Linked DNA regions of Homo sapiens: regions 1 and 2 are each linked to region 3. A link is a loop called in an ENCODE intact Hi-C map of the cell type or tissue named here. Cell type or tissue: PC-9. All regions are shown on one strand.

The links. A loop is a pair of places that touch in the nucleus more often than their neighbours do. Peaks named below come from ENCODE experiments on the same cell type or tissue, not always from the same donor. Only the 100,000 strongest peaks of a DNase experiment are listed, where the experiment ranks them.
Region 1: a loop joins it to region 3, with 8 times the contacts of the local background. A loop is called at or near these places in 2 of 110 quality-filtered maps.
Region 2: a loop joins it to region 3, with 4 times the contacts of the local background. A loop is called at or near these places in 6 of 110 quality-filtered maps.

What each region holds. Positions count from the first base shown.
Region 1 is chr10:6,397,933-6,405,932 of GRCh38, reverse strand. LOC124902370 (a long non-coding RNA gene) reads left to right here. Exons shown (of 2, transcript XR_007062044.1): 2 at 4,132-7,604. It also overlaps a transcript of PRKCQ not described here. Among named protein-coding and RNA genes, the nearest start is that of LINC02656, 52 kb to the right of the region's middle. In PC-9, a CTCF peak has its summit at 3,956 (motif pointing right); DNase peaks (open chromatin) are centred at 3,962, 4,262 and 6,532; H3K4me3 peaks cover 717 bases; H3K27ac peaks cover 2,008 bases.
Region 2 is chr10:5,011,653-5,019,652 of GRCh38, reverse strand. It overlaps a transcript of AKR1C2 not described here. Among named protein-coding and RNA genes, the nearest start is that of AKR1C2, 12 kb to the right of the region's middle. In PC-9, CTCF peaks have their summits at 4,194 and 4,404; DNase peaks (open chromatin) are centred at 512, 5,222 and 6,052; H3K4me3 peaks cover 6,682 bases; H3K27ac peaks cover 8,000 bases.
Region 3 is chr10:5,430,085-5,438,084 of GRCh38, reverse strand. All of the region lies in intron 3 of NET1 (neuroepithelial cell transforming 1), which reads right to left. Among named protein-coding and RNA genes, the nearest start is that of NET1, 22 kb to the right of the region's middle. In PC-9, CTCF peaks have their summits at 3,663 and 3,881 (motif pointing right); no DNase peak of the experiment used is centred here; H3K27ac peaks cover 1,664 bases.

The sequences.
Region 1 (8,000 bases), 970 kb before region 3:
CACTGAGGGTCTCCCAGCTGCATGGAAATGGGACAACATTGGTAACAGGTGCCAACCTGTGAGATTTTGGAGCTGTCATTGCTCCCCATGGGCACATGGGTGCACCAGTCATAGAGTACCATAAAGTAGCCAGCACTCCCGCACTTGTCCTTCAAAGCCTGACCCTTCCAGTAGCAGCAATCAGCTTCCTCTAGACCTAGAATCATGCGACAGTCCATTTGCAAAGAGCAGGATAAAGAACTTGAGCCATCTAGTGGGCTCTTGGGCATAGTTGGGAAGACGCAAGGCAAATTCCCTCTTCCAAAATATCCACCTTCCCATTCCACCACACTTAACACTTGGCTATTAAAAACCTTATTCTTGAGGTCAGAAAGACTTGCGGGGCGCTGGAGTTCCCCAGTGAAAATGCCAATAGCACTGGGTAATAAACACGTAAGTTATTGTCATGGGTGATTTGCAAACCTGCCAGCAAGGCAGTGAGCAGTTCCCTGGGTGGGGTCCAGGACGCAAAAGGAGAGAGTTCACGAAAGTCAAGATGAGAGGACGGCAAACGGAGAGCTGCCCAGTGCACAGATCTGCCTGAAGGAACACTGCTTCCCAAGGAAACACATCTGTTTGTTGTGAAGCTCTCACTATGAAAAACAGAATCTGACCGGGCGCGGTGGCTCACGCCTGTAATCCCAACACTCTGGGAGGCTGAGATGGGCAGATTGCTTTAGCTCAGGAGTTTGAGACCAGCCTGGCCAACATGGTGAAACCCTGTCTCTACCAAAAATACAAAAAATTAGCAGGGTGTGGTGGCGTGCACCTGTGGACCCAGCTATCTGGGAGGCTGAGGTTGGAAGATCACTTGTGGGAGGCAGAGATTGCAGTGAGCTAAGATTGTGCCACTGCACTCCAGCCTAGACAACAGAGTGAGACCCCATGTCAGAAGGAAAGAAAGAAAGAAAGAGAGAGAGAGAGAAGGAAGGAAGGATAGAAGGAAGGAAGGAAGGGAAGGGAAGGGAGGAAGGAAGGAGGGAGGAAGGAGAGAGAGAGAGAAAGAAAGAAAAAAGGAAAGAAAGGAAGGAAGAGAAAGAAAGAAGGAAAGAAAGAAAGAAAGAAGGAAAGAAAGAATGAAAGAGAGAGAGAAAGAAGGAAGGAAGGAGTGAAGGAAGGAAGAAAGGATGGAAGGAAGGAAGGGAAGGGAGGAAGGAAGGAGGGAGGAAGGAGAGAGAGAGAAAGAAAGAAAAAAGGAAAGAAAGGAAGGAAGAAAGGAAAGAGAGAAAGAAAAAGAGAAAAAAGGAAAGAAAGGAAGGAAGAAAGGAAAGAGAGAAAGAAAGAGAGAAAGAGAGAGAGAAAAAAAGAAAGAAAGAAAGAGAAAGAAGGAAGAAAGGATGGAAGTAAGGAAGGAAGGGAAGGAAGGAAGGAGGGAGGAAGGAGAGACAGAGAAAGAAAGGAAAGAGAGAAAGAAAGAAAAAAGGAAAAAAGGAAGGAAGAAAGGAAAGAGAAAGAAAGAGAGAAAGAAAGAGAAAAAAGAAAGAAAGAAGGAAAGAAAGAAAAGAAAGAACGAAAGAAAGAATGAATCCATTGTCAGAGTCTGGCATGGAAGAGGGTTTTTTATCTGAACATTGCAAGTATTTGAGTTAGACCTCTGGCCATGCAATCTCTCTCTCTCTCTCTCTCTCTCTCTCTCTCCCCCCCCCTTCTCTCCCTTTCTCTCTCTCTCTCTCTCTAGTTTTTTCTTTTCTCTTTCTCTTTAATGCCATTAAAGGATTTTTGCCCTTATCTAATCTTGGCAAGGAAAGGGTAGAATTCTGCATTTTTTTATTCTTGCTACTAAAACTGTGACCATAATCCTAAAAATTGTCTCTCAGTTATTAGAATCTGTAGGCACTTTTTCTCCATTTCCTCTCCCCCTTTTTAGGCCTTCGTATCCTGCTATCTCCTATCTTTTCCTCATATGCACCCTAATGTCTTATCTGTCACCATAGAGATTGTAAAATCATGAAGACCTGTTGGCCTAGCATCTGTTCTTAGGAGGAAATAAATGAGTGTGTGTGTGACTTTGGGAACAAAGTATTGCTGAGGCTAATGATTACTCATTCATTTTTTTTTTCATTCATTTATCCCTGAAACAAACAATTATCGAGCACCAACTATGTCTTAGGCACTGGGAATACAAAATTCAGTTAGCATCATGCAGACCCTTTAGCTGTCTCCATTTCAATAGGAGAGATAAACACTGGATTGCAATACATTGTGCTCAGACACAATAATAAGAGGTGCGTAGATTAAAATGGTCTGACACAGCATTTGAAACATCCATATAACACCTTTCCAAAGCTTCCTCAGGCCATGAGCATGGGGAGAAGCTTTGTTTCTGTGGTTACCAAAGGTCTCATCTTAGACCCACCAAAGTCGGCAGAAACCTGAGAGTGAGCCGGGAACTCACGGTTCAGGGACACTGGATATGCCCCAGAGATAGCAGAGGGGAATGAAGACATGAATGCTGAGCTGGGCTCTGCAGGTGTTGGATGGTCAAACCAAGCTGCCTGGATCATTATATAAAAATAACATCAGAAGCACTTTTCTCTTTTCCAAATAGAAGGGACCCTACTCCATAGCCTTGCCCTACTCCGACTAAGACACTGGCAGCGAACTCCTTAGTGTTTGCCACACTATGGTGTCCTTGAGAAGTCTGAATCCTGCCGCACCCCACCTCTGAGTGTCCACCGTCTGCACATTGCCGGAAACTAGGTGTTTTAGCACAGAGCTTCAGGCATGAGAGCGACCAGCAGGGCCGGCCAGTGCCCGGTGCTATGCCTGGCTTCCTTGCCCTGCATGTTGATTGGCAGAGGAGATAAAACACAAAAGGAGCACCAGTGAAGGGATAGGAGAGTAGAGCAAGGTAGAGAGGAAGGGAGGACAGGAAGCAGGGAGGAAAAGCAGCAGCCAGGTGGTCAGGAGATAGTGTGCAGACACTGAATTAAAAAGTGGTCCTAATTCCCTTCATGGAATTCTTTTTGTTTCTATTTGGTTTTGAGACAGAGTCTCATTCTGTTGCCCAGGCTAGAGTGCAGTGACACAATCTCAGCTCACTGCAACCTCCACCTCCTGGATTCAAGTGATTCTCCTGTCTCAGCCTCCAAAGTAGCTGGGACTACAGGTGCCCACGACCACACTTGGCTAATTTTTGTACTTTTAGTAGAAACGGGGTTTTGCCATGTTAGCCAGGCTGGTCTCGAACTCTTGACCTCAAGTGCTGGGATTTACGGGCATGAGCCACCCTGCCCGGCCCTTAATAGAACTCTTAAAGGCCACACAGTGCTTCACTTTATACAAGAAAGCTCGGAACAGAAAAAGTAGTTACTGCCACTCTTCTTTGAAATTGTTAAGTCCCCTTTGCTTCTTTGGGTACACGGAGAAGTTGCCAAGGCAACCCGAGCAGGGAGATGCGGAGTCAGGCTTTTCTGTCTGTGTCCTTCATGTTGGGTACAGTGCTTCACACATGGTAGGCGTGAGGGAGGAAAGAGCGGAAGGAATAGATGAAGCTCAGCTTTTTTTTTTTTTTTTTTTTTTGGCATTGAAATTGCACTCTTTTGGGGTTTTTTAAAATTATAGTTTAAGTTCTGGGGTAGATGTGCAGAACACGCAGTTTTGTTACATAGGTATGCACGTGCCATGGTGGTCTCCTGCACCCATCAACATTAGGTATTTCTCCTAATGCTATCCCTCCCCTAGTCCCCAATCCCCCAACAGGCCCCGGTGTGTGATGTTCCCCTCCCTGCGTCCATGCGTTCTCATTGTTCAACTCCCACTTATGAGTGAGAACATGCGGTGTTTGGTTTTCTGTTCTTGTGTTAGTTTGCCGAGAATGATGGTTTCCAGCTTCTTTGCAGCGTCTGTGTTCTTCCAATAGTTCCCAGCCGCACTATTTTGGACTTGAGTCACTAGAGGGAGGCAGAGGAACATGAAAAAGCTGCAGTTTCCGTCCCTGCTGGGCAGGGCTGCCTCAGACCTGAGCTGAGGACTCAGGAACTTCAGTGACCAGGCAGGATTAGAGATGGGAAGAATTCCAGGCTTCAGCCTTCCCCTTAATTCAAGATGTGTATTCTGCCTTTAATCAGAGTGTAACCTATGTATTTGTAGGAAATAATAAGAAAAAAGCTGCTTATTGCAGAGCCATGTAGAATTATCGGGTGGAAGTCAGAGAAAGAGACGGCGGGTCAACAGCTCCCAGCAGACAGCGTGACTCAGCAGGAAAGCCCGTGGGAATCAGAGCTTTGGGACCAGAGTGCCCTGGCCCCGCAATCCTCACCAAGTGGCTGGCGCTCAGAACCCCAGGTGTTGTAATCAGTAAAAGGGTGGCGGTAATCACTTCTACCTCATTGGGTTACTATACAAAGCACGAAAATGGATCAATATTTAAAAAAAAAAAACCAGCCCTCTCCTAAAACAGAGGAGAACTATATGGATGTCAATCCAATTATTACTATTAACCATGTGTTCAAGTCATGAGGTTGTCTACTTAATTATGTCCTTAAAGTTTGTTGACCTTAAATAAGGTGATACAGAAAATATGATGAAGTATGGGGTTTATTTGAGTACAGAGCTTGAGAACGGTCACCCGGAAAACACAGACCCCAAAGGGACATGCTCTAAAGTGGGGAAGCTAAGGCTGTGCTTACATAGGTAGAGATGGTTTCGGCAGGTTGCAATGTTTTCCGTGCAAGGCTAGATACATGTCATAGCGATTTGATTAGGGTGGCTTGCTCCATTCCATGGAAGATGGCTGTAATGTTCTGTGAGGACAAGAGTAATGTTCTGAGGGGTCACCACTCAGAGGGTCTTATTTCTGGTGCTACTCGGTCATTCCTAATCGTTTACGGGAAAAAGCAGAAGTTGCAACGGCATGCTATGTGACTCAGTCCATTTCTCTCAAGGCTCAGAATAAAGTTCCAACAGTTTTAAATTTGAATTATTTAATTTTGCAAGTTCTCCAGAAGACAGTAAGCTCTAAAAGGGAACGAACTATGGTCGTTGTTCTTAGCATCTAACATGGTACCCATTCAATATTTTTTCTTTCTTTCTTCTGCTTTTTGTAGAAGTGGGGTCTTTCTATGTCGCCCAGGCTAGATTTGAACCCCTGGGCTCAAGCATCGTCCCACCTCAGCCTGCCGAGCACCCAGGACTGTAGGTGCATGCCAGCTGGCAGATTTTTTTTTTTTTTTTCAGTTTCTTAAATGAATGAGTAAAAACACTTACATGTAGCCAAACCATATAATTTACTAGCTAAAATGAGCCTTTTTTTTTTTTTTTCTGAAAGGAAGCACTGTTAGCAATTACTCCAGGAAACAGGTTAAAAGCAGAACTGTCCTGGGCCTGCCGAGACACGGGACGTGGGATTGCTCGAGAGATCCAGCTCTCGCTGTGTGTTGAAATATAGTTCAGGGCACACTGCTCAGGGCTGGGACTGCCCTGCGTATATGACAGTATTAAGTCATCTCACCTGCATAACAACACAGCGAGGTTGGTACTGTGACTACTCACATTCAACAAATGTGTATGGACCACCTGCTGTCTTCCAAGTCTTCCAGAATCTTGGAATGCATCAAAACACAACAAGCAAGATGTCTGTCCTTTCAGAGCAGGAGATGAGGAAGACAGACAGTAAATCACAAACATAGCAAACAAGTAAATTACATAGTTTGCTAAAAGGTACTGGGGCTACAGATGAAAGAAGGGCAGAGCCGGGGGATTCAGTGTTGAATGAGGAAACTCAGGTAGAGAACACCAAGTCAGCAGCCGACATCTCCAGCTGGCTAGTAACAGAGCCCCATTCTAACTTGGGCAATCTGGCCACGTTCCTGCTCTTCACCTGGACTCTGCCTTCTCTTTCAGTTCTGACGTGCGTCAAACCGTGCAGCATGTTCAAATTCATTCAAATCCATCAGTGGCACAGAAGAACACACAAAATCTGGCAATACTTCCTTGAACTAAACTCAGTGTCCGCCCCCCCAACCCCCGATTGATGCCAGACATTTGCCACCCTGGGGACTTGATCTGAGTGACCTTGGGTTCATAGGAGATGCTGGGCCCTTGGAATTGATTGTCTACCCTGTAGGAATGGAGGCCACATCTCTGTTCTGCCTGGAGAACTTTTTCATCATGAGTTTGTGGAATCCGCCAGCCAAGCCCACCAGACAGGACTAAACAAACGACTCTAGGGGGAAAGGCCAGGCTTCCTGAAAGTCTAAATTGCTTGAACTAATGCTGGCATTTCAGCATTTTGAGCCATTCAAGCCACATGATGTCAAACTTCCTCTCCTCCACCCCCATCTCCTCACCCTGCTCTCTTCTGCCTCTTGACCTTCCTCATCTTGTGGCTCTGGCAAAACTCCAGGGTGGCTATTCAACCTGTCTCAACACACCCTGTGCCAAAAAAAAATAAAAAGAAGGAAAAAAAAAAGGGGGCAATTTCTGTCTCCAGGGCAAGGGCTGCTGGGCTCAGCCGGGTGGATGTTGCCAAGAGCGCAGCAATAGCTCCAGGCTAGGCAGGGAGCACAAAGGAATCTTTAAATTTAAAACTCACTGCAGAAAGGAATTGAGCACATTCTCAACATTCTGAGTCTGTGTGTTTATGTTTAAATATTCCAACCACTAGCTTACATACCATCTAGTAAGTAAATCACGGTGAATATTTATCGAGGACCTACTATATGCAAGGCACTCTGCTCACCATTATTTACTTGTGGGGACACTATGGCTTTCACCCAAAGCTGTCATTCTCTAGGCTGCCTTTTCATATCTACAAAGCAAGGGAGTTTACATTGACAGTCTCCAGAAATTCAGCTTTAATGGCTGGGTGCAGTGGCTCAGCCATTGTATCATTGTATCATTGTATTGATATGCCTGTAATCTCAGCACTTTGGGAGGCTGAGGCAGGCAGATTGCTTGAGTTCAGAAGTTCGAGACCAGCCTGGGCAACATGGTGAAATCCTACAGAAAACTCTATAAAATTTTTTTTTAATTAGTTGGGTGTGGTGGCTTGCACCTGTGGTCCTAGATACTCGGGAAGCTAAGGTGGGAGGATGGCTTGAGCCCAGGAGGTAGAGGTTGCAGTGAGCTGTAATTGCGCCACTGCACTCCAGCCTGGGTGACAGAGCCAGACTGTGTCTCAAAAAAGAAAAGAGAAAAAAAAAGAAAAAGAAAAATTCAGCTCTAAAATTGTGACTCGTTCCTTGCTCTACTGTGAGCATCCTGAAAGCAATTGTGTCTCCTTTCTCTCTCTCTCCCAGCATCTAGCACAGGCCATGACATGGAGGAAATGATGGGTAAACGTCCATTGAGCAAATCAAACTTCTGAAATAAGGCTCTTCAAGAAGGTTTCAACAACCAACCAAAGGCTGACTCACATGCCCACTCCAAATGAATGAGAAAACATATTATAGAATTTTCCTGTTGTTGAACAGCTGGGCACAGAAAGCTTTTTTCCTCCATGAAAGAATATTGACTAACTTATGCAAGCCTCTCAAAATCTAAAAGTATTTTCCAACACACAGTCAAATTATATGACAAACAGCCCTTTATTTTAAAATAAATATCATCTTTTGAAGAACTAAGTTGGAAGACTTACACTTCTTAATTTCAAAACTTACTACACAGTGACAGCAATCAAGATATTGTGGTACTGGCGTAAGACTAGACATGAAAATCAATGGAATAGAATACAGAGTTCATACATAAATAAGCCTATACATTTATGGTCATCGACTTTCAACAAAGGTGCCAAGGGAATGCAAAGGAGAAAAAATAGGATTTTCAACAAATGATGCTAAGAACAGCTGAATATCTACATTCAAAAGAATGAGCTTGAACCCCAATCTCACACCATGCACAAAAAGCAGCTCAAAATGGATGATAGACTTAAATGTAAGAAGTAACACTTATGAGATTCTTAAAATAAAACATAGGGATAAATCTTGACTTTGGGTTAGGCAAGGATTTCTTTCTTTCTT
Region 2 (8,000 bases), 420 kb after region 3:
GGCATGACCCATCATTTTTAAGGGATTTTTCTATACCATCTCTGTTTATTGATTGTATAACCCTGGATGCCAAGAAGGTATAAAATCCCATGTCCAGGCATCAATACAGGCCCTCTGCTCTCAATGAGAGAAAAATACCTAGGACTTGTGGGGATACAAGGAATCCTTTGTCCAAGTGATTAGTCTTTGGTCTTTAACACTCAGCCTAGTACATTTTGGGTTGGGAGAGGGGAAAAATGGGGAATATTAACCTCATCACTAAACTAACACTAATATTCTTTAGTGGAAAAAAGGTTATCCTGTCGAACCAGCAAAATGGCTAGAGGTTTCTGCAGACATTCTAGTTCATCCAAAAGTTTTAATTAATTTTAATAATCTTAGTGAGGTGCTAAAAGAGGGACCCTAATGGGATGTGAGACTCCCAAACTCAAAGAGATTCTAGTTTCATGAAAAGCAAATTCTGTGACTTCACAAACTAGATATTTCATTAAGGTCACAATGTAGCCAAGCAATTCTGGGCATGACTGTTTAAAACAGGAATGTGAAACCAGAGCAAAGGCAGCCCTCCTTTGGCTGGGCGATGGCATAGCAGACCAGGAACTTTCCCCCACATGGTGCTCTATACAGGACAGGGGTGAATCAGCTCAGCTACACCATGTGCCTTAGAGACTCTGAACATGAGACATGTGGAAAAAGACCCTAAAAAACAATTACAGGCAGAATGCAGGAAAAACAGCCAGATCACCAGGCGTGGTGGCTCATACCAATAATTCCAGCATTTTGGGAGGCTGAGCCAGGAGGATCTCTTCAGCTCAGACCAACCTGGAACACACCACAAGAACTTGTCTCTGCTAAAAGGAAAAATTTTAAAAATTAGCTGGGTGTAGTGGCACCTGTCTGTAGTCTCAGCTACTTGGGAGGCTGAAGTAGAAGGATTGCTTGAACCCAGGAGGTCAACGCTGCAGGGCACTGTGATTGCACCATTGCACTTAAATCTTGGCAAAATTTTTTACAGTGGCAACACAGGTTATGGGATGGAGAGAAGAACAAGCCTGGCTAGCAAACGAGGTTTCATTATTTAGATGAAATCTCCCAGGAAGCAGCCCTCAGAGAGAACAGCTGGGAAATGTTTTTCTTTAGACCTTTAAAGGTATCAGATTCTCAGTTAATCTTTCTTCTATCCAAGAGAGATTCTCAGAGAAAGCCCAGCTGTAACAATGCAAATTTTCTCTACAGATGCAAGTCTTTCCCACTAAAGACAGCTTTTTGGCTCTTCTCGTATTTCCTGCCCTTCTGAATAGCTGTCTTGAAATGTGTCAAAGAAATTTATTTTAGTGCAAAATGTATTGGTTCCCTTGAAGCTCAACTCTGACTCCAAGTAAGACAAGAGGGGATTTATAACCATAGAGCACGGTGAGGTCAGAGGAGAAAAAATTGCTAAGAGGAAGCACCAGAGGTTAGGGTGGCAACAGCAAGGCAGAAATTCTGGAATACCAAACGATATGGTTTGGTTCTGTGTCCCCACCGAAATATCATGTCAAATTGTAATTCCCGGTGTTGAAGGAGGGGCCTAGTGGGAGGAGATTGAATCATGAGGGCTGACTTTCCTTTTACTCTTCTCATAATAGAATTCTCATGAGATCTGGTTGTTTGAAAGTGTGTAGCACCTCCACCTTCTCTCTCTCTCTCCCTCTCCCTCTCCTGCCAGCCAAGTGAAGACATGCTTACTTCCCCTTCACCTTCCTTCATGATGGTAAGTTTCCCGAGGCCTCCCGTGCCATGCCTTCTGTACAGCCTGCAGAACTGTGAGTCAATTAAACCTCTTTTCTTTGTAAATTACCCAGTCTCAGGTAGTTCTTTATAGCAGTGGGAGAATAAAATAATACAGAAAATTGGTACTAAATAGTGAAGCATTGATATAAAGATACCTGAAAATGTCAAAGCAAATTTGGAACTGGATAGGTAGTAGGTGTGATTGGAAGAGTTTAGAGGGCTCAGAAGAAGATGGAAAGATGAAGGAGGGTTTTGACTTCCTAGAGACTTGAATGGTTATGAAGAAAATGCTGATAGGGATATGAACAATGAAGTCCAGGCTGAGGAGTTCTCAGATGGAGATGAGAAACTTATTGGGAACTGGAGTAAAGGTCACTCTTCCTATGCTTTAGCAAAAAGATTGGCATCATCGTGTTCCTACCCTAGAGATCTGTGTCACTTTGAGCTTGAGTGAGATGATTTAGGGTATCTGATGGAAGAAATTTCTAAGCATCAAAGCAAGCAAGATGTGGCCTGGCTGCCTCTAACAGCATATTCTCACGTGCATGCCCAAAGAGATTATCTGAAACTGGAACTCATATTTAAAAGGGAAGCAGAAGATAAATGTTTGAATAACTTGAGCCTGGCCATGTAGCAGAAAAGAAAATATTATTTTCTGAGGAAGAATTCAAGGTGGTTGCAGAAATTTGCATGAGTAAAGAAGAGCCAAATGTTAATAGCCAAGACAATAGGGAAAAATGCCTCCAAGGTATTTCAGAGACCTTCAAGGTAACCCCTTCTATCACAGACCTGGAGGTTTAGGAGAGAAAAATAATTTCATGGGCCAAGCCCAGGGTCCTACTGCTCTGTGAAGTCTTGGGACATGGCACCCTGCATACCAGCCACTTCAGCCCCAGCCATGGCTAAAAGGGCCTCAGATACATCCTGAGCTATTGTTTTAGAGGATGCTAGCCCCAATGTGTGGTGACTTCCATGTAGTTTTAAGCCTGTGCCTGCTCAGAGACTAAGAGATGAGGCTTGGGGGCCTCTGCCTAGATTTCAGAGAATGTATAAAAATGCATGGACGTCCAGGCAGAAGCCTGCTGCAAGGGTGGAACACTCATGGAGAACTTCTTCTAGGGCAGTGTGGAGGGGGAATGTGGGGTTTGAGCTCCCACACAAAATTTCCACTGGGGCACTGCCTAGTGGAGCTATGAGAAGAGGGCCACCATCCTCCAGAACCCAGAATGGTATATCCACTGAAAGCTCATACTGTGTGCCTGGAAAAGCTGCAGACACTCAATGCCAGCCAGTGAAAGCAGCCATGGGGCCTTTACCCTGTATAGCCACAGAGGTAGAGCTGCCCAAGACCCTGGGAGCCCACCTCTTGCATTAGTGTGGCCTTGATATGAGACATGGAGTCAATAGAGATTATTTCGGAGCTTTGAAATTTATTGACTGCCTTTCTGGGTTTTGGACTTTTATGGGGCCTGTAGCCCCTTTGTTTGGGCCAATTTCTCCATTTTGGAACAGAAGCATTTACTCAATACCCCATTTCCATTGTATCTAGAAAGTAACTAACCTATTTTTGATTTTATGACTCATAGTTGGAAGGGACTTGCCTTGTCTCAGATGAGACTTTAGAATTGGACTTTTGAGCTAATGCTGAAATAAGTTAAGACTTTGGGGGACTGTTAGGAAGGCATAATTATCTTTGGAAATGTGAAAAGAATGTGAGATTTGGAAGGGGCTGGGGCGGAGTGATATGGTTTGGCTCTGTGTCCCCACCCAAATTACATGTGAAATTCTAGTTCCCACTGTTGGGGAAGGGGCCTGGTGGGAGGTGATTGAATCATGGAGGCTGACTTCTCTCTTGCTGTTCTCATCATATGGTTCTCCTGAGATCTAGTTGTTTGAAAGTGTGTAGCACCTCCACCTTCTTTCTCTCTCTCTCTCTCTCCTGCCAGCAATGTGAATATATGCTTGCTTCCCCTTTGCCTTCCTCCGTGATTGTAAGTTTCCTGAGGCCTCCACAGCCATACTTTCTGTACAGCCTGTGGAACTGTGAGTCAATTAAACCTCTTTTCTTTGTAAATTACCCAGTCTCAGGTAGTTCTTTAGTTCTTTATAGCAGTGTGAGAATGGACTAATACACAAGAATACAGTCAGAGCAAAGTTTCACTATTCTCACATTTCCTCGGTACTAATCAAATATGTCCATGCTCTGCTCTTGGCCGTCTATGGGAAGGTGGGGTTTGCAACACCTTACATTGTCTGGGGACCCAGGGCTGGAATTGCTCCCTCAGTGAATCACTGGGGGTGGGATTGACAGAGATAGGGGGTCCATATGCTTAGGAAAGTGGATGTAATTGGGCTGTACCAATGAGGAGTCTGTGTTAGGGAGGGTAGTTCTGTGTCTACAGAACACAGAGGGAATTTATGCTACTACAGGTAGAAATTATAAGCCCCTGGGGACATCCAATGTCAGTCTTCTTTTACCTAATTTGGGACATAACTGTCAAGTATGTTTTCCTTTATACTGGAGAATAATGTTAGAAATGATATCTCCTGCCTATCTACAAAACTCCTCTATAAAAATGTAGAAAAGAAAGAAAATAATTTTCTCATTCAAAAGGCATTAAACCACACTGCAATGTGCACCATAGGTAATGTCTAATGAAACTACAGGGCACTGGAGCCTTAGACCCTGCCACTTTGTTGACACCTACTGGGCAACCAAAGGAACTAGTACACAACTGCCTAGTGGTTATAGATCAAGAGTCTTCCAGGCGACCAGATCTGAAGGACACAGCCCTCCAGGGTGGAGACTGGATGCTCTTTGTGGACAGAAGCAGCCTAGTCACCAACAGAAGGAGGAATGCTGTCTAGGCTATAGTGACTCTCTTGGAGGTAATAGCTGCAAGAACTCTCCCAACAGGGACTTCTGTGCAAAAGGCTGAGTAAATTGCCCTTATGAGAGCCTTGCATCTGTCCAAAGGTAAGAGAACCAATATCTAAACTGATTCCAAATATTCTTTCATGATAGCCCATGCACACAGAGCTATTTGCAAGGAAAGGGGCAGATAATACTAAAATTAAATATGCAAAGCCATGTTGGAGCTATTGGAGGTATTGGCAACCCCAAGGGAAACAGCTGTTAGACATTGTCCATGCCATCAGCACAGGAATTCCAATCTAGCTAGAGGGAACGCTTTCACTGACTGCACAGCCAGGCACCCAACCAATAGCAGTGCTGAGGTCCAGGCACCTTTAATTCCCCAAATAGATCTGACAGCTTTCAAATCCCAGTATCCTCTTGAGGATAAAAAGGCTACCAAGGACAGAGGATGTATTCAAGATAAGAAAGGTTGAAAACTAAATGATGAAGGCGTGGTTTGGATGCCAACACACCTTGTTCAACCAATGCCAAAATATACACATGATAGCATGCATTTCGGATGAGATGCCTCATTAACTTTCTTGCAAAAATATATAAAAGGAAAAGGCCTGAAGGCTCACTTGGAAAGGATAACACAACAGTGAGACCTTTGTGCTAAAAACGAGCCCAGTAACCATAGCAGAGGACAGCCTGGACAATAGGAGAGAGGTTTTGCTTTGGAAAAATAAATTTCTAAATTGACTGGGGCATGTCTCAGGTATTTGGGGCTCACAATACCTAAATAAATTAAAAGCAGAAACTAAAACATGTTTTTGAAGCAATGTTAGTATTCATGATAACCTTATTCATAATAATTCTATTCACAATAATCAAAAGGTGAAAATGCAAGTGAGCATCAGCAAATGAAAGGATAAACAGAGTTTAGTGTCTACAAAGGGACATTATTTAGTTTTAAAAAGGAAGGAAATTCAGATACGTGCAATAATATGGTTGAACCTTGAGGACATTTTACTAAGCCAAATAAACCAGACACAAAAGGACAAATACTGTATAAGTCCAACTATGTGAGGTGCCTAGAATAATTAAATGCAAAGACAGGAAGTAGAATGGTGGTTGCCAGAGGATGAAATAAAGGGAAATGGGAAGTTGTTGTTTAATGAGCAGAGTTTTAGGTTGGGATGATTAAAATTGTAATATATGTATACTGGTGATGCTTGCTCAATAAGGTTGATGGACTTAATGCTAATAAACTATATGTTTTAAAATGGTTAAATGATGAATTGTATGTTATACATATTTTACCACACTAAAGAAAAGGTTTAATGACAAATAACAAAGCCAGGATACATCGAAGATCTACACCCATTTCCTTCTTTCCTAGGCCCTGGAGAAATGCAGAGATGCAGGTTTAACCAGGTCCATCAGGGTGTCCAGTTTCAATCACTAACTGCTGGAACTGATCCTCAGACAAGCCAGGACTCAAGTACAAGCCCACCTACAACCAGATGAGCCCTTAGGGCCACTGGGGCCATTTCTGACTTTGTGCTCTTCACATACTTCCTTACATTAGAATAATGTAATTGTTCAGTATGTTGTGCTTTAATTTTTTAAGAAAATGTCAAAGGCTAGCCATGACACGGTTATGTGTATTTCTTTTAACTTTTCCATAAATATTAAATAATGTAATTGTTCAGAAATAGAATCAGAATCGTTTCATAAATATTAGATAAGGTAATTTTTCAGAATTAGAATTAAATAATGTAATTTAGGTCTCCAAAACTTTTTTATTTTCAATATTTTTAACTTTTATTTTAAGTTCGGGGGTGCACATGCAGGTTTGTTATATAGGTAAACTCATGCCATGGTGGTTTGTTCTACAAATTATTTTGTTACCCAGGTATGAAGCCTAGTACTCATTAGTTATTTTTCAAAATCTTCTCCCTTGTCCCAATTTTGATAAATTGGTAGAGGCAACAGCCTGAATAGAGGTTCATTCAAGTGTAGGAAGAGAAGAATTAGATACAGAAGTGTAGAAGGTATTCAAAGAATGGGTTATAAATACACCAGACAATTGAGAAGTCCCTGAAGAAAACAATGAAGTCAAATGACAATTTTCTTTGAGATGACAGAAAAAACAGCATGCCTATGTGCTCTTAGGAAGAATCTAGTAGAAAGAGAAAAATTGATGATGCAGGAGAGAGATGAGAATTGCTGAATCACGTTTGAATTCATTTCTTATTTCTGCAGTAAAAAATTATCACAAATGTTGTGGCCTGAAGCACCATAATTAATTTTCTCACAGTTCTGGAGATCAGAATTCCAAAATCTCGTTCAACAGGCTAAAGTCAGGGTGTCCACAAGGTTGTATTTTTTCTTGAGGGTCTAGGGGAAAATGCTATTCTGGGCCATTCCAGGTTCCAGAGAATGTGTTCCTTGGCTCATGGCACTTATTCTATCTTGAAAGCCAACTGCATGGCATCTTAGGATCTCTTCCCTATGGGTCTTTCCTTACACATCCTCTTTGATTGTGGCCCTCCTGGGTGCCACTTGTAAGGATTTTGAGATGACATTGCCCATCCAGATGATTCAGGAAATGCTTCTATCTTAGGATCCTTAACATAATCACATCTGCAAAGTTTGTTTTGCCAGGTAAGGTAACATAGTCACAGCTTCCAAAGATAAAGGCATGAGTTATTGGCAGGGCAGGGGGAGGGAGCAGTATTGAGCCTACTGTACTAGCTTTGTGGAGAACTTGAAGCAAGTAAGCCTTAATTTTCTAGCCTTGCTAATAGAAAGTACTATATCACTAGCCACTAGGTCCTGAAAAATCTAGATTTCATCTCAGATATAATGAAATAAAAACCTGTTCCTTAGCTCTGATATCATTTATACCCTATCATATGTCCCCTTCTAGATATAGTCCCTTTATTCCCTTAGTTTACCCTTTCTCCCAGGATTTGTGAATATCTTTTTTCGCTGTACATGCAGAGAACTCCAGCATTGCTGTTCTTTACATTCTCAACAACTGAAAGTTTCTACTCATACCTAGATTATACTTCAGGCAACTACTTCCATGTTATAACTTATACAGACAAAGAAGTACTTATAACTGCTCTATGAACCTTTAACTTTAACACACTTCATACTAATGAAGCCTCTTACGCTTCGATTTTCACTACACATCAGTTCATCAAGTTCTTGTTCATTAAGGGTTGCAGTCATTGGGTCTCTCGTGTTTCCTCTTTCCATTCTTTCAATCCCCACACAGGTTTACATATTCAGATTTGCTTACATAATAAAGTAAATTGAAATCCTCAGACTACACTCATTCTCTCTAAATTTCTCCTTT
Region 3 (8,000 bases):
TCCATAAGTTTTAGCATGTTGTGTTTTCATTTCCATTTGAAGGTATTTTCTAATTTCCTTTGTGATTTGTTTTGACTCATTGATTGTTTAATAATGTGTTGTTTAATTTCCACATACTTATAAATTTTTTAGATTTCCTTTTGTTACTGCTTTTTAGTTTCACTCTCTGTGTTAAAAAAATTAGTCTGTATGATTTCAGTCTTTATAAATGTATTAAGACTTGTTTTGCAGCCTGACATACCGTCTATCCTGGAATGTTCTACATGCACTTGAGAAAAATGTATAATCTACTGTTGTTGGGTGAAGGGCTCTGTATGTCTGTTAGGTCCATTTGGTCTGAGTGCTGTTTAAGTCTTCTACTTCCTTATTGATTTCCTGTCAGGTTATCTATCCCAATAGTTGGTTAAAAAAAAAAATACTAGGGAAAATACAGAGTTGAAAAGGGTACTCGGTTATGAATATTATCATAAACCGATAGAAAAGTATCAATTTGGCAAACATTTTGGAAGGCAAATAGACAATATTAACAAAACTAAAACTTGCAACCCACTTCTAAACATCTATAATAGAGACACAAACATGGTCCCTCCTTGTGCACCAGAAGGTAAAGTACAGCACTGTTTTTAATATGAAAAAAATTAGAAATATACAAAAATAGCCATTCTTAAAAGACTGGTTAAATAGATTATGGTACTTTAACACACTATGGAATACAATACAGCAACCAAGAAGAATTAGGGAGCCTGCTTTATATGTACCAATAAAACATAAATTAAAAAAAGCAAGCTATAGCATATATACAGGATAATCATATATCTGTAGTCATTACACATACTGTATGAAAATAGATAAATAAAAAGAAAACAATCTGGACAAACATCAAATAATAACTGGATACTTCAGAGGCTGAAGGCAGTAAAAGAGGTCTTTAAAAAAACGGTTTCAATTTTTTGCCAGAACAATGTATTCATGTATTAAAAAGGAGACATAAGTATTTAAATACATTGCAGTCTAGGAATGATTAAGCTTAAAGATAAGTAGCTCTGTATTGCTCAATGGCTTCTCAGAGCACTAATCAGCAATAATTGTTTTGTATTTAACTTTTATTTTTGGCCAAGAACACCATTTTCTTATATCAACACCTGAACCAGCAGTTGGCTTTCTTTTTTGGACCTCTGTCACAGCAAAACAATGTTTTATTATCTTATAAGGCAACCAGTAGAAATCATAGCTAAATCAAAGTGCAGGTGGAGGGCAACAGTAAGCTAGGTAAGTCACTAGGTTTCACATGCCAGCTAGCTTCACACTATTCAAATCTGTGCTTTGCAACATGATCAAATTACCTGTCATGGTTCTAAGAGGTTGTTTCTCAAAAGTGGTATTTGGAATGTTAAATCAGAAACTGCCAAGACATTATTATAATTATAAACAATCACAATGCTTTTAAAATTATTTATCATTTATATGTTATTTATTAGGACTAAAACACTTATTATTATGTTTAATCTAAAAATGGCAGAGTATACCAATACTCAAAATATAACCCCCAGGCTGGGCGCAGTGGCTCGCACCTGTTATCTCAGCACTTTGGGAGGCCGAGGCAGGTGGATCACGTGAGGTCAGGAGTTCGATACCACTCTGACCACCAGAGTGAAACCCTGTCTACTAAAAACACAAAATTAACCCGGCTACTTGGGAGGCTGAGGCAGGAAAATCACTTGAACCTGGGAGGCAGAGGCTGCAGTGAGCAGTGAACCGAGATTGAGCCATTGCACTCCAGCCTGGGCAACAAGAGCAAAACTCCACATTAAAAAAAAAAAAAAAAAAAAAAAAAAATATATATATATATATATATATATGCACACACACACACACACACACACACACACACACACACAACACACACACACACACACACACACCTCCTTTTAACTTCTAGGAAAACGGAAAACTGAGATCCTAAATTTGAAGTTTCAGAAAAAGAACATACTTTAAAACATTTCTTTAGAAGTGTTCTAGTTTGTGTTATAATCACTAACTATCAGAGTTAAAGAAATTAAGTCACAAAAATATGCTCAGTATACTCATGCCAGTGTTATTTCACATTAACAAAGTCAACAGTCACTTTTGACTCTTCCTATCAAAATAAAAAGGAAAGATTGTAGTTGCTAACATACACAGCTGAGAAACACATTTGGAAAACTAATACTGTGTTCTTTTAAAAATGAATAATTGTATATATAATACAGAAGTAAGTCAGCCTAGTAAGACAAGGCTGAAATTTTACCTAGAGAAAAATTTGATAAACAATCACAGCTTCAAGACAAAATAGCTAATGATCCATAACATGAAAATTCAATTGACATCAGAATTAAATTCTTCATATAAGATATCCAAAGTCCAAATACGTAATACAATGATCATGTTATATGCTTATGTAAGTCCAAGGTCTTATGTCATTCATTTGACCTGTATTATTAATATTTCATTCATTAATTCAATATTTACGGAGTATCTATTTTATCTATCTATCTATCTATCTGTCTGTCTGTCTATCTATCTATCTATCTATCTATCTATCTATCTATCTATCTATCTATCTATCTATCTCAGGCACGGAGGCATATAAAGTAGAATGGCTCCTAGCAACAGGCATCAAATAATTGTACTAACAGATTATGTTTAGCTTATTACATAAAAACTGTTGTATTTAGATGTAAGTCCAAGCAAAAATCAGGGGGAGGGAGGAATAACTTTAAGAATGTCACATTCTAGTTTTTAACTCTAGCTATACATGAGAATCACCTGGTATCTTTAAAAAATAAAAAGAAAAATCAAATGTTCCTAGGTCCCAATGTCACTTATCCTCATTTCCTCCCCTATTCCTCCATTCATATATGGAATTGGTCTGGAATAGGTCCCGTAGCACACTTCTCCTGCTACACAAGCCACCCTCAGGTGACTCTGATCTGCAGCCAGGGTTGAGTATCTCTGTTTTAGCCAATCATTATTTTCAAAGTATAAATACAGCTTAATGCTACTGGGATCATCAGAACTTCAAGCCTTTTGTTTGATTCACTATTTGTACTGAGCAGGCTTTTCTATAGCTCTGAAAAAGTAAAAGTTAACTCTGTAGAAAACTCACAGCAATGCAAATAAATTTTGTAGGTAGAGATGCAGATGAGGATATTAATATTTTATATATAATTTGGTAATCTCAGTCCACCATTCTTTCCTTCAGTGACTAGTGTATGTCAGTGTTTCCTAGTCCTTTGATCAGCTTTTCTATAATGTTGGTTAACTCATTAATAAGTTAATTCTTTGACAGGTCTTTACTTTTAAAGAAAAAAAAAAACAGAGCAACTAGCATAACCAAAAAAAAAAAAAAAGAAAACCCACAAATAAAATCCACAACAAAGAGAAAGATTCCCCTTAAACCTCAAAATATGAGCAGAGTGACAAACCAGACAGTTATGAGGCCCACAAAGTATCAGCATTTGTGTATGATGAGGCAGAGGGAAGGCACGGGGTTTTTCTGATGGCCCTGGGAACAGGAGAATCCCTTCAACCTCCCCTGAAGCCTCAATGGCATACTAGTCTCAGAATAGCAGCCTCATCTGGGAAAGGCTCTGAAGGATCTTGTTCTCAGGCTGAGAACAAGAACAATGCCATGCAAATAGGTGTTAGAGCAGTCTGGGCCATGTAAACTCTTGAAACTGATACTTCTTTTAGAAAAACTCCTAGGAGTAGACTCCAGACTGAGAAGAACAGGGCAACAGAAGCAAAGACAAGAAAAGTTCCAGATAAAAGAGAAAGGGAGCAGAAAAGATCTCAGAAAGGATGAAACCATACTTTGAAAAATCACCTTGTGAACACAACACAAGAGGGAGCTCTAGAGTTATGAAGCTGAAAAGGCTATCCTGGCCTATTCCTCTCACCATACAGGAAACTTACTGCACTGAAAAATGAGCGACAGAAGTATTAAGAATTCCACTTAAAACTATTATAAGGAAACACAGACTGGAGTAGAATCATGTCTCTACAGCGTGAAGTAAATTAAGAAAATTACAGAAGCTCTGAAGAAACATAAGACTCAGAAATTAGGTGACTGGAGAAGGAATTGAAATGAGAGGTGATAGAACTAAGAATTAAAAATAAAAAAAATTATTTCAGAATGAAAAGTACAATGCTTAATGCATTAGGGAAAAAAGGAGGATGGCTTTAAAAATAAAAAGATAAAAAGTTTTGAGAAAAAGTAATAAATAGAAAAGATTTTAAAAGATGAAGATCCAAGATAATATAAAGGGTACAGAGGGGAAACAAAATACAATAAATACCAAAAGGTATAATTCAAGAAAAAAAAAGTTCCTAAAACAAAAGATGACCTGAAACTACACATTTATTATGACTTTGAAAAGACATAGTTTATGCCAGAACACAATGGAGTAAAATATTAAATATACTCAATGAAAGAAAAGGTGAGCCATGGGTTTCATATCCGTCCAAATGAACCTTCAAGTATAAAGGTTGCAAACAAACTGAAAAGAACATGCAACATGCAAGTACTTGGGGAATACCATGAACACTGCCTGAGAATCTACTCAACTCCAGGGCAGGGGTCAGCAAACTTTTTCTGTGAAGGGCCAGAGAGTCAATACTTTTGGCTTTACAGGTCCTATGGTTCCTGTCACAACTGCTCAGCCCAGATACTGCAGTGTTTACGAAGGCAGCTATAAACAAAACATAGAGAGATCAGTCACATATGGCTTGTGGGTCATGGTTGCTGACCCCTGTACTAGAGAATGAGCTTCAGAAACCAAAACAAACAAACAAAAAAACTAGAAAGGACTCAACATGAGGACTGGTGCTGAGAATTAAATATATATTTACCAGTAGAACTAAGACTACCTGATGGTTATCAGGGTCTACAGTATAGCTCGTAATGGCTAAAAGCTCTGACAAACTATTTTTAAAAATGGGAGGAAAGTGGTGAATGTACATGAAAAGTAAAATAAGCTCACTTACTGCCTTAAATGCATTAACTACAAGTCAAGCAATAGTATTTCAAATCAGAAGAGAAAGAGGGTAGGGAGAAGTGCTAGTTAACTAAATGCTCATAGGAATTAACCCATTTATAGTAGCCCAAAAGGTATTACATAAGGTATCAGTATAAAGAACCATTAGAACAAAAACACAAACCTACCTAAATATCAAAAGATATACCAAAGCAAAGAGCAAACATACAAACAAAACATTAAGAAAGACAGTAGGCTACATACAGTTCATCCAAGAAAGTGGAATACTATATATATATAGTTGCTTATATATTTTAAAAGTGGAAGGATAAACCATAAAATTAAAAAAAAAAAAGATTTCATCTGAAAGAGTGAGTAGGGTAGAAGAGTCAGGAATATGAACAAGAATCCTCTGTAGAATGACTTCAAAATTCTACATAATTCTGTCACACAATTATAAGATAAATTTAAAAAGCAGTAATTCTTAAACAATAAAATTTTTTTTAAAAACCAAATGAGCTGTTGGTGTAATTACACACAGAAGTGAGTGTAATAATTTAAAAACACAGTAATTTGACTGTACATCCCTACTATGTTATAACCTATAGGTTTAAACAAAGCTGAAAAATGCAAGAAAACATAAAACGTTTTCAGTAATCAATAATAATGCAAGCTGTTGTCTTTGAACTGTAGTATAAATCAAATGCATAATTAAATCAATGTCTCTGGACTTTTGGTGAAGTTGAAGGAACTCTACATAGTAAGACTGATAAGATTAAGTTAAATCCCTTTATCTTTGAATCTGAAATTTCAATATAAATTCATATTTTGTTTTGTTTTTCTAAAATTATATTTATCTCCTAGCTCTATTCATTAAAAAGTCCTATCAACAATGACCAATCCAGTAGAAGGGAGTATTCCCAATGCCCAGATTTTAGCCTCTACCATTTCCCAAAGCAACCAGACTCCTTTTAGAAATGACTGATTCCAGGCATAGAGCAAAAAAATAGGACCTGCAATAATTTGTCATCCTAGAAGACAAGGAGGCTATTAAGCCACTAGATGTGAGATAAAGGTCATGTCAAAAGGACACAGGAACCATCCTGAAACAGCATCCAACAGCCAAAGACAGATATGTGAGGCATCAGTAAGAATAACTGAAATGAGGCCAGGCGTGGTGGCTCATGCCTGTAATCCCAGCACTTTGGGAGGCCGAGGTAGGAGCACTGCTTGAGACTAGGAATTTGAGGCCTTCCTGGCCAACATAGTGAGACCCTGTCTTTTCTACAAAACAAAATTTAAAAAAAACTGAATCCATGTAAAACAAGTATTTATATGCATGAGTTCATAATACTAAGGAGAAAAAAAAATCATTACTTACTTTCAGAGAATGCTAATGAATAGAATTCGTTATTGTTGAAAACTGACAAAGGAAAAGAATCAAGCACTTGTTCTGCTTTTATTATAAATCAGAACTTCAGAGTAATCAAATGGCCGACAAGGTGAATTTTCTCTTTACAGATGTATTCCAGTTAATAAACAGAGGTCTGATAAAGACATGTCATCACTTTGCAACCACCAAGAAAAAAATGCATGTAGGCAATGAGCATCCATTTTGAGAGCATCACAGAAAGGCATTACATACTTTTTGAGGTAAGTACATGGCCCAAAAAACCCACACTGGATCAGCTCTCTAGATCTAATTACCAACTTGTCAGAAATACAGGGAATAGAGGAACATAGTCAATGATACCATGGGGATGCAATCATAAATATTCAGGCTATAAAAAGATCTATAGGAAAATCCTGCATGACATGTTTCTTCAACAACAAAAAATTCCAAGAAAATAGTTAGAGGGGAAACCAATGAACTAAAAGAGACTTAAGAGATATAGTTAAGGCCGGGCGCGGTGGCTCACGCCTGTAATCCCAGCACTTTGGGAGGCCGAGGCAGGCGGATCACGAGGTCAGGAGATCGAGACCATCCTGGCTAACACGGTGAAACCCCGTCTCTACTGAAAATACAAAAAATTAGCCGGGCGTGGTGGCGGGCACCTGTAATCCCAGCTACTTGGGAGGCTGAGGCAGGAGAATGGTGTGAACCCGGGAGGCGGAGCTTGCAGTGAGCAGAGATCGCGCCACTGCACTCCAGCCTGGGCAAAAGAGCGAGACTCTGTCTCAAAAAAAAAAAAAAGAGATATAGTTAATCATAATGTATGTGTCTTATTTGGACTACAAACAGGCAAAATGAACCCCAAACCAAAAAAAACCTAAACAAACAAAAAACCCCACAAAAACACACAAACAAGATCAAGAAAATGCATGAATTCTGAACTGAATCTGATATTAAGGAATTATTTGTACTGTTTTGTAGAAAGTGTATTTTATTATGTTTTTAAAAAGTTCTTATCTAAGGTCCGGCATGGTGACTCACACCTGTAATCCCAGCACTTTGTGGGGCCGAGTCTGGAATTCAAGACCAGCCTGGACAACATGGCAAAACCCTGTCTCTACTAAAAATACAAAAATTAGCCGGGCATGGTGGCACACACCTGTAATCTCAGCTACTCAGGAGGCTGAGGCAAGAGAATCTCTTGAACCCAGGAGGCGGAGGTTGCAGGGGGCCGAGATCGCACCACTGCACTCCAGCCTGGGAGACAGAGCGAGACTCCGCCTCAAAAAAAAAAAAAAAAGTTTTTATCTAAGACAATAAAGATAGTAAATGGAATATTTACAGATGAAAGGACATGACATCTAGGATTTACTTCAAAATAATTCATATATTGATAACTGCTAAAGCTTAGTTGAAGACCACGTATTTTACTGTGGCAAACTACAAATACTATTTCTGTATTTGATTTGATTTGAAACATACCTAAAAATAATCAAGGTTGTCATTTCATACTTTTTTCTTTTTTTGAATACAAGATATTTTAAATGCAACTAAAACTGTTTTGCAAAATGCTTACAACTTAAAACACATAA